Regions from separate parts of the Homo sapiens genome. Here region 1 is linked to region 2. A link is a contact called in ENCODE POLR2A ChIA-PET data. All regions are on one chromosome and are shown on one strand. The core of a region is the stretch at or near the end of the contact, and the rest is flanking DNA. Distances in the headings are between cores, read along the strand shown. Region 1 overlaps LOC107984253 (a long non-coding RNA gene). Region 2 overlaps HECTD2-AS1 (HECTD2 antisense RNA 1).

Evidence for each region. ChIA-PET counts read pairs that join two places held with the same protein, here RNA polymerase II (POLR2A).
Region 1: POLR2A ChIA-PET joins it to region 2 with 10 read pairs in activated T-cell. The contact joins two enhancer-like sites. POLR2A ChIA-PET finds 5 or more read pairs at or near these places in 3 of 52 experiments (K562, WTC11 and activated T-cell).

The regions. Positions count from the first base shown.
Region 1 is chr10:91,687,397-91,692,752 of GRCh38, forward strand. It overlaps LOC107984253 (a long non-coding RNA gene), which reads right to left. Exons shown (of 4, transcript XR_001747550.1): 2 at 678-761; 3 at 190-382. Among named protein-coding and RNA genes, the nearest start is that of PPP1R3C, 57 kb to the left of the region's middle. Within about 2 kb of position 2,540, at least 7 of the 41 ENCODE cell types and tissues checked have a DNase peak (open chromatin) inside an H3K27ac peak, as active enhancers do.
Region 2 is chr10:91,345,951-91,351,408 of GRCh38, forward strand. HECTD2-AS1 (HECTD2 antisense RNA 1) reads right to left here. Exons shown (of 5, transcript NR_024467.1): 4 at 4,807-4,929. Among named protein-coding and RNA genes, the nearest start is that of HECTD2, 62 kb to the right of the region's middle. Within about 2 kb of position 3,546, at least 7 of the 41 ENCODE cell types and tissues checked have a DNase peak (open chromatin) inside an H3K27ac peak, as active enhancers do.

The sequences.
Region 1 (5,356 bases), core at 1,290-3,789, 340 kb after region 2:
TTCTCCTTGTGCCCTCCAAGGTTCTCCTCTTACAATATACTACTTACCTCGTTTCTCCTGGAATTCTCAATATCCTGCTAGCCCAGCAGGTTGAAAGATGTCATCAGCACGGTGACTGGCTGAGATCAAATCCCATTTTTGCACTTAATGGTTTGTAGGAAAGTAGACAGAATGCTATCCTCCACGTACCTTGATTCACTTATCTGTACGATGTGGATAATCGTAGGATCTACCTCATGGAGCTATTGTGAAGATTTAACAGCCACAAAGATCTTAGATCAGGGTCTAGCTCATGGTAAGTGCTCAATCAATGATAGCAATTATCATCATCCTCTTCATTGAAGACCCTGATGTTCATCAAAAATTTAATGCTCATTAACCTCTAAAGAAAAAGGAAAAGAGAAAGAGATGAGTAAGCATTTGGAATCTTGCTCCACCCAGAACAGAGCTGATGCCACTAGATGTGAGTCCCTCACAGGGCAACAACATCCTCTTTTCTAGAATTCTATCTCCCAGACCCAGTTCCACACCTGCTCATAGTCATTGCCAAGAAAGGATTCTTGAGCAAATGAATAAAGAAGTGAATGGATGAATGCCTATACTGCCTACACCCTGACCACCTTGATCTTGTTGCTCTGGGGCCAGATGAGTAGTTAGAATCTCTCATATTTCCTTACCCTCAAGGGAGGTGCCTCCTGATTCTACTGTGGCTCTTCAGAAACTCTTCCCAGCATGAGGCCCTCACTCCAGACTCTTGACAGCTGAAAGAGAATTGTCCTAAGCAGTGAATCTCAAACTTTAGCATGTATCCGAATCACCTGGAGTGCTTTTTAAAACATAGACTTGGAGTACTTTTTTTTGAGATGGAGTTTTGCTGTTGTTGCCCAGGCTGGAGTACAGTGGTGCCATCTCGGCTCACCAAAACCTCCGCCTCCTGGGTTCAAGCAATTCTCCTACCTCAACCACCCTAGTAGCTGGGATTACAGGCATCCACCACCTCATCCAGCTAATTTTTGTATTTTTAGTAGAGACAGGGTTTCACCATGTTGGCCAGTTGGTCTTGAACTCCTGACCTTAGGTGATCCACCCACCTCGGCCTCCGAAAGTGTGGGGATTACAGGCGTGAGCCACTGCACCCAGCCCTGGAGTGCTTTTTAAAACATAGATTTCTGGGCCCACTCTGGAGTCTCTGGTTTAGTAGGTTTGGACCAAGAATTTGCATTTCTAACAATTTACTGGTCCTGGGAACACACCCTAAGAAACACTGTCCTGTTATTTTTTGACTGTTTAACAAAATCCATGAGGCTGTGGAGAGAAAGGGGGACATTGATACACTCTTGGTAGGAATGTAAATTAGTCCAGCCACTGTGGAGAGCAATTTAGAGATTTCTCAAAGAACTAAGAGTTGAACTACCATTTGACCCAGCAACACCGTTCCTGGATGTATACCGAAAGGAAAATATATTGTTCTACCAAAAGGACACATGCATTCATATGTTCATCACAGCACTATTTACAATAGCAAAAATTTGGAATCAACCCAGGTATCCATCAAGAGTGACTGGATAACAAAAACGTGATACATGTACACCATGTACTACAGCCATACAAAAACAATGAAATCACGTCCTTTGCAGCAACATGGATGCAGCTAGAGGCCACTAACCTAAGTGAACTGAGGCAGAAATGGAAAAGCAAATACTGCATGTTTCACTTATAGGTGACAGCTAAACATTGGGTACTAATAAAGTGGTAACAGTGGACACTGGAGACTACTAGTGAAGAGAGGGGAGAGAGGGAGGGGAGCAAGGGCTGAAAAACTACCTGAAAAAAAACCATAGTGGTACTATGTCCACTACCTGCGTGATGGGTTCAGTCATATCCCAAACCTCAGCATCATGCAATATACCTTTGTAGGCCAGGCACGGTGGCTCATGCCTGTAATCCCAGCACTTTGGGAGGCCAAGGCGGGTGGATCACCTGAGGTCAGGAGTTCGAGACCAGCCTGGCCAACATTGTGAAACCCCCAAGACACAAAAATTAGCTGGGCGTAGTGGCATGCACCTGTAATCCCAGGTACTTGGGAGGCTGAGGCAGGAGAATCGCTTGAACCTGGGAGGTGGAGGTTGTAGTGAGCTGAGATCGTGCCACTGCACTCTAGCCTGGGCAACAGAGCAACACTCTGTCTCAAAAAAAATAAAAAATTTTATATATATATATATATATACACACATATATATATGTGTACATATATATGTATACATATATATGTATACACCTTGTTACAAAGGTATATATATATACACCTTTGTAACAAACCTGCACATGTACCCCCTAACTCTCAAATAAAAGTTAAAAACAAAGCACTGTTCTAAAGCATGGCTTTGATTGCATCATCCACTGCTTAAAAATCTCAGAGAGTTCCTTTTAAAAGTCCATGAACTAAAGCTACTAAATAAAGTCCTCACTCCTTAGTCTCAGGCCCTTCCAACACAGCCCAGTCCAACTTTCTAGCCTCATTTCCTGCCACTCCCCTCCATTCTCTCTAACCACACTGGGCTGCTTTCCCTTTTAGGGACTCTCCAGTGGCCCTGCCTCTGCACTGTTCCCCAGGCCTGCAGTGCTCTTTTCTCCTTCCCTCCTGATCAAGTCCTAGTCATCCTTGAAGATCTGATCCAAATGTCATCCTCTGTGTCACTTTCTCCAAGTCCCTCCAGGCATGCTGTGTGGCCAGAACATACCGTACACAGCCTTGCTATCACCCTTGTGCGTTGGCATTGTCTGTTACATGTCTATTATGTTACTAGATTGTCTTTGCCCCTCCAGCCATGACCATGCTATTTATTTTCATTTGATGCTCCAAGCCCAGCACAAGGCTTGCCAAAAGGGGCAATTTAGCACACATATGATAAATAAGTGAATTCCAGACTGTGGTTGCCCCAGTTGATATCTGTTGCCTGCTCCACACATGTTTACTGTATTAATCAACTATTGCTATAATAATGGTGCACAGCAAAACACACACACATACACATCCAATCTCCAACAATGAACATTTATTTTTCTCACTCAGCTAGGGCAGCTCTGCTTCAGGCAGCAATTTGGCTGAGCCTTGGTTCCAAATTGCAAGTTGGGTTCAGGTTTGCTCTACACACATTTCCTCATTCTGGAGCCGGGAGCTACATGTGTGCACACTGCACACATTAGATCTGCTAACATTCCACTAGCCAAAGCAAGTCACACGGCCAAGATCAATATCAGTGGAGCAGGGAATATACCCTGTCCTCCACAGTGTCAACAAAGCCGTGGCAAGGCATATAGAGGTATAATATTATAACAGGGAGCCAATCAAGTATTGGGAAGGAATCATTGGAAATAATAATCTAACCTACAAAATGTACCTTTTCCCATTTTGGGGTCGTCACTCATCTTTGTTCATTCTGCTCAGATGACATCATAGAACCTGCTGACTCCCCAGGGCACAACCTGAAGCCAGTAAACTCATTCTTGTCTTACTCCATCCTTGAAGTTTCATCTACCATATGCCTAAAGCTGGAAACCCAGAAGGAATAGACCTAGCCATTGTATTTTTTATTTATTTTATTTTTATTTCTGCTCCCACTCTATTGGGATCAGCCATTGTATTTTTAAAAACATCATTTGCAAAGTCACTATATTCATTAGTGGAAACTCTCATTGTTAGAGAAATACCACTCCACTCTGTTATGGTGAAAACACAATTTCTGTTCTTTCACAAAATGCTACAGGCTGTGAAATTTCTCTTTACCCACCCAATCTCTCTATTCATAACCACACCTTCCTTGCACTAGAGGCCTATTCACTATGATTTTAGCTTTGCCTAATCTAAATGCTGACAAGCCACTCTCCCTAAACCAGTAAGTAGAGGGGGACCAGTAGGGATCTCAGATGATTTCCATGGAGGTGGGAGAGAAAGCAGCAAGCCCCTCCCCACCCCCTACATACATGTTCTATTGCTAAGGATTACATCACACTATAGGTCTTTTCCAGGACAGGGCAATGCCCTCTAAAAGTTTGCTGTGACTTGTCTCTGTGAGTTGTTTAGAGACAGGTAGCAGCACGTAGCACACCTCCAGCTTGTAAACCTCTCCTCTCCCCCTACTCAGCCTTCCCATCTGCTTTTAGAAACCAGCCAAGACATCATCCAGTATCCACACAGATTTCCAGAGAACAGACGGCAGATTCTATGTCAAAGCAGACAACACACGTGACATAGTCAAAAGATCCTAGCACATAGTCAAAAGATCCTAGCAGTTAGGAGATGGGGGTTCTGGCCCTGCCACTAACTGTGGTGACCTGAGGTAGGCCCCTTCACCTTTCCGCACCTCTGTTCCCTTTCTGAGCTCCTTTTTCTCTGTTTCAGCCCATTGTTTGACTCCTTCATAACTTAATAGGGTTTGTAATCATTTGATTTATGGATTTTTCTTTTTACTTGCTCTTAGTCTGTGCTCCCCACTAGAGTGTAAGCCCCTTTGGGCGATCTGATTATCCCATTGAATACCCAGCACTTGGTACATTGTCATCAGTCAGTAAATATCCATTTAAATTAATGAATGAATAAATTGATATCAAATGATCTAGTTTTAATATTCTATAACTTTTCATCTATTAAAGCAAAAACAAGTGAACATATATGAAAGAAAAATTAGCTTGCTTTGGTAGTTCCCAGGGACGAAATGGGGCAATGGATGACTAAGTGAACATTTCCTGTTCATCAGCCTCCTTCTTATAACACTTCGTTAGGATCGTAGGGAACAATTTATTATTTTTATATGTCTAACATAACCTGAGTAATTGTGAGCACAGAAATTGGAAAGTCTTTATCTTTCTGGCATTTTCTCGTCCTTCCTAGCATTTCTTTCCTGATTTGATAAATCGTTTTAATCAACACTTACGTACATGTTCTAGTCTACTCACCAAGTCTAGGCTAGTTTCTCCATTTCCATTACGCATTTGTTCCTTGGAATTTTTGCATTACTTCTACCCAATCTTGCCATTAACCCCAGAGAATTTAAGATCAAATTGAAACTTAAAAGTACAAAAATGTTCAATAGAGTCCTTCAGACCAGTCCAATTTTTGTGTTAGCAGAAACCATCTGGGCAAAGTCACTATAATGAATGCCATTAGCCACTGTTTCTCAATATAATATTAATATTTAATTAAGACTATGCTGATGGTTGGTCAATGACCCTAGTCTCCATCCTCGTGCCTCTCCACAGCCATTGAACTTCCATCCAATCAGGCCATCCCAAGCTAGTGGACCAATCGCAGATCATTGCAGCTTATTTCTCCCACATACACACACTCTTTTATTTG
Region 2 (5,458 bases), core at 2,296-4,795:
GAGTAAGAGCAAATGATAAAGCATATGGAATGAAACACTAACAATTGATGAATCAGAATAAAGGGAACACAAGTGTTTCTTATATTATTCTTGTGACTTTTTTGAACGTCTGAAATTGTATTACAATAAAAATGTTTAAATATCCTATCTCACAGCATTCAATACATCTCTTTTAAGAACATAAATAAAGAGTTTATACTTTCTTATTGCTGCTGTCACAAACGCATTAGTTTAAAACAACACAAATTTATTATCTTACATGACTTTTTCAGCTTCTAGAGGCTATCTGCCCTTCTTGGCTCATGCCCCCTTCCTTACATCACTCTACCTCTACCTCCACATCACATCTCCTTCCCTGATCCTAACTCTTGCCTCCTGCTTATAAGGACTTTTGTGAACACTTGTGTATAAGCCACAGACTGGTTGGCTTAAAGCAGGGGTCCCCAGCCCCTGGGCCACAGACTGGTACAAGTCCATGGCCTGTTAGGAACTAGGCTAAACAGCATGAAGTGAGTGGCGGGCCAGCCAGTATTACCGCCTGAGCTCCACCTCCTGTTAGATCAGCAGCAGCATGAGATTCTAATAGGAGAACGAACCCTATTGCGAACTGCGCATGCAAGGTATCTAGGTTGTGCTCTCCTTATGAGAATCTAAGTAATACCTGATGATCTGAGGTGGAAAAGTTTCATTCCAAAACCATCCCTGCCTCCCATCCGTGGAAAAATTGTCTTTCAGGAAACCAGTCCCTGGTGCCAAAAAGGTTGAGGACCAATGACTTAAAAAACAGAAATTTATTTTCTCACATTTCTGGAGACTGGAACTAATCAAGGGCTGGTTTCCTCTGCGGCCTCTCTAGCTTGCTTTAGATGGTCATCCTTGTGGGCGTGCATGCAAGGTATCTCTTTTTATGACCATATTTCCTGTTCTTACAAAGAAACCAGCCAGGTTGAATTAGGGTCCACCTTGATGGTCTCATTTTAACTTAATCACCTCATTTAAGGCCCTATTTCCAAATATAGTCACAACCCGAGGTACAGGAAGTTAGGGCTTCAATATACAAATTTTAGGGGAATGCAGTTCATCCCACAACAGTCACATAAATATAAAGACACATGTCTTTCTTATTCTCCCTCCTTCTCACTCCAACCACAGAAGACGGAAGGCAGGAGAAGTGAAAAGGTGAGCCATGCCCTTCTTTACCTCAAGCCCCTTCCTGAAGCTTACCCTGGCCTGGTGGTTTGAGAAAGAGAATGAACATCATATTGGATATAAGATTTAGTTTTTAAACTACTCGAGATAGGAAAGCGCATTTTAATAATAAAAAGTAACCAGAAAGCTATGAGATCTGCCCAAGATATTCTTAAGGGCAGGAAAGGGAGATTTCATGGAATACGGTTGAAATAAATGATTGGAGAAAAAAACTAAAACAGTTCATATTTCTGTGCTATTGAGTGTAGACTGTTGAATAGACTGAGCATAATATATGTTCATATGTAAAGAAGCCTGTGATATGTAATTTACTTATTAAAACAAATTGAGACTAATGATGCACATCATGATAATACTTGGATAAAAGATTGTGATAGGTGCCTATTGTTATTGGCTGCCAAGCACTGCTTCCCCTACTTTGTCTAGTAACCTTCTCCAGCAATAGATTAGACATGTGACTCCAGCTCAGCTTCTCATAATACCTCACACCCTTGACTGGAGTGGTTAATCAACAGGCTAAACCAATCAGAAACATTCCCTGGGATTTTTCAAGCTGGGAGACCAACACCCCTTTTTACTTCAGTCATAAAGTTGTAAGAGACTCAGAGCCAGGAAGTGCTGGCCACATCCTTGACTCATGGAAAACCCAGTGTGGGAGAATGAAGCCAACACACCTTGAGACATAGAGATGAGAGACAAAAAGAATGATTCCTGGGGATGTTCTAGTCCTGGCTTCAATCATCTCCAAGGTAGGTAACTCTACTCGTATGCTTCCAGAATTTTGATTATCCAAGCCAAGTAAATCTTTATGCTTAAGCCAGTTTGCTTTGGTTTCTATCCCTTGAAACCAAAGAATCTTGAAACAAAAATATGTATTTATGTGGCATAATTGTGTTTCATGGAAAATATCTGGAAAGATACATACTAAATTGTTAACAATGGTTAATTCTCATAAAAATTCTGCTTTCCCCCACTGTTTCAATTTCTTTATATTAATTATTCGTTACATTTATAATAAAACATGTTTAGGAAAATGAGAACACAAACTAGTATAGCACTGATGATAGCCAAGAAAAATGTATTCATATACAGTGAATAAGAGGATAAAATTAATTTAGAATAAGAGACATTTCGTTTAACATTTTTAAATGGTAAGCCACAGCCCTACAAAGATAAAGGGGATGTTTCAATAAGTCATATACAGAAAGAGCACTAAATATATATGGGACAACCAAACAATACTGATGCAAGAATGTAAATGTCCTCCCCACCCAATACCATGGAAACCTCAGGATCTGCCTGTGGGGTCACCTCTGAGATCTCTTACGTGCATAGACTCCACCTGACTCATCTGCTTCCCATTCAACACTGATATATTACTTGATCATTGTTGGTCCTTGTCTTAGTTACCTATGGCTGCATTACAAATGACCCCAAAACTTAGCAGCTTAAAAGAATAAGCATTTATTATCTCAGAGTTTCTGTGGGTCAGGAGCAGGGGCATGGCTTTACTGAGTGCCTCTAACTCGGGATCTGTCAAAGGCTGTAATCAGTGCATCATCTAGGGCTGCAGTCATCTCAGGGCTCAACCGTGTAAAGGTCCTTTTCCAAAGTCACTCACTTGGCTGCAGGCAAGCCTCAGGTGCTTGCTAGCTATTTGCTTAGGACATTAGTTACTTCTGATCTGGGCTGTTCATAACATGACAGTTCGCTTTCCCAAGACTCCGAGACAGAGAGAGAGAGACAGACAGAGAGAGAGAGAGAGAAAGGAAAACAAGATGGAAGTCATAGTCAACCAGGCCTGATTTTGCCCTCAGGGGACCTTTGGCAATATCTAGAGGCATTCTTGGTTGTCACACTGTGGCGAGGAGAGGGAAGGTACTACTAGTATCCTGTTTGTAGAGATCAGGGATGCTGTTACACATCCTACAATGCACAAGACAGCTCCCTACAACAAAGAATGACCTGGCCGAATTATTAAAGTACAAAGTTGAGAAGCCCTGACTTTGAGTGTTGAATGTTTGTAGAGCACATTATGTACATTCTCCCAATCCTCATACAACTCTATAAGGTAAGTGTTATTATCTCTTACTTTTATTGCTGAGGAAACTGAGGCTTACAGGAGTCCAGTGATTTGCTCTAAGCAAGCAAGTAGCGAGGCTGTATTTGAACGAAGGTTTGGTCTCATTTCATTGCCAGCCTCTTTCAATGTGAAGCAGGAACAGAGAGAGGTAAGAAAAGGAACAAGCTCTGGGAGAGGGGAGGGGAGAAATGCCCTCTCTGCCAGGAAATGTTCCAGATGCCATTCTTGTCACCTCATTTGAAACTTGCAATGAGGCAAGAACATAAGCCTGAGCAGACTCTGTTCTCTGGGAGAAGACAGCTTGGCAAGGTCCTGGTTTGCATCATTGTTGAGCTGGAGCTGTGGATTCCTATGGTTCCTGGAAACCCACAGTGTCCACACTACTGCAACCTCTCCCTTCTTCTTGGGGTCCCAGCTGGGCCTGTATGAATCACTTGTGACTACTCAGAGGAGCCATGCTGAGCTCCCCTCCATTCTGCTTTCAATATGGTAGGCCTGGCCTCCTTGGTGCCCAGGGACACACAACCAATAAGAGCACATTGTGAAGCCAACTGATAAGTACATTTCACATTTCTTGTGATTTCACTCCAATTGTGTTCCCCACCCCACCTTCCCCTTTTAAGACTTTCAGACTTGTTCCCTTCTGACCCCCTTGGTCAGAATTTGAACATTTCATTTCCCAAATGTCATTTTGAGATAGATTTTCTATCACGATTATGCCCTCCCACAACCTTCCAGATGGGGATTCAGGATTCACCTCTTGAATTAAAGAGTTTGTTGTTTTTGGTTTTGGTTTTGGTTTTTGTTATGAGATGGATTCTTGCTCTGTCACCCAGGCTGGAGTACAGGGGTGCAATCTCGGCTCACTGTAGCCTCCGCCTTCTGGGTTCAAGCAATTCTCCTGCCTCAGCCTCCCAAATAGGTGGGATTACAGCTGCCCGCCACCATGCCTGGCTAATTTTTGTATTTTTAGTAGAAACAAGGTTTCACCACGTTGGCCAGGCTGGTCTCAAACTCCTAATCTCAAGTGATCCGCCCGCCTCAGCCTCCCAAAGTGCTGGGATTACAGGCATGAGCTACCATGCCCAGCTTTGATTTAAAGGGTTTGAATAATCTACTCCTTCTAGAAGGGGAATATGCAAGTCCATTTTGAGGAGGCTCTAAAAAAAAAAAAAAAAAAAAAAAAAAAACCAGCAAGAAGCTGTGAGTGACACAAACTTTTAGAGGATTTGTATTAAAAACTTCCAGGTTTGCAGACACTATGAAATCTCTTAGTTCTTATTTAAAGTTTTACATAAAAGAAAAATTTGGCAAGGGGGAAATTGTTTTCTCCACCCTGGAGCTGTAAAAATGAATGAACATCTCATTAGCTGAGAATTTGTAGGTCTATGCCTGCTGGGATTTCAAAGGGCATATATTCTTTGGCCAAATATGACTTTGGCATATAGCCAGTCTCATAGGAGCATTAGTTGTTGCAGCTTGAGTCTGTGTTTGAGTGACTAATGTCATCTTACCTTGTTCTTGCCATGACCTAAACTTTGGAGCAGTTCTTCAGCTGGATTTGTGGTGGACCTTGCACAAAATTATACAACCTTCCTCAGTCCTTCCACTGTCAGCTGGTGTCCTGCAGGCTTCATCTAGAAACAGACAAAAGCTAGTCTGAAAATGGCAGTTACCAAGTAACAAAAATGAGTGGGGCCTTTTAAATTCAACAGGAAAACATAGTCAGCAAAACCACACAAAAAGAACAAATCAGATGACATCTAGTAGCCTGTTCCTTCTGCCAGGTTATTTACGGTTTCTGACTGGTTGGCATGGATTAGCTCTCTGATTCGGGTAACAAGTTAGTTATTGAATTACCAGGATTTTGTTTTGACAGAAATTTTCCTTCAGAGTTACCTTTTTTGCCCCCTGAATCCTTTTGGTTTTTTGATATCATATATAGAAATTCATTACATAAGGATTTTCAAATATTTTTGGAAATGGTCACAGTAAGAAATTGATTTTATACTGTGACAACACACACACACACACACACACACACACACACACACACACACTTGCTAAACTAAAACAAAAGTTCTATAGAAAGTATATTCACTCTTACTATGTATGATTCACTTTAATATTTTCCATTTATTTCCTTCCAGACTAGTCTAGACTAGT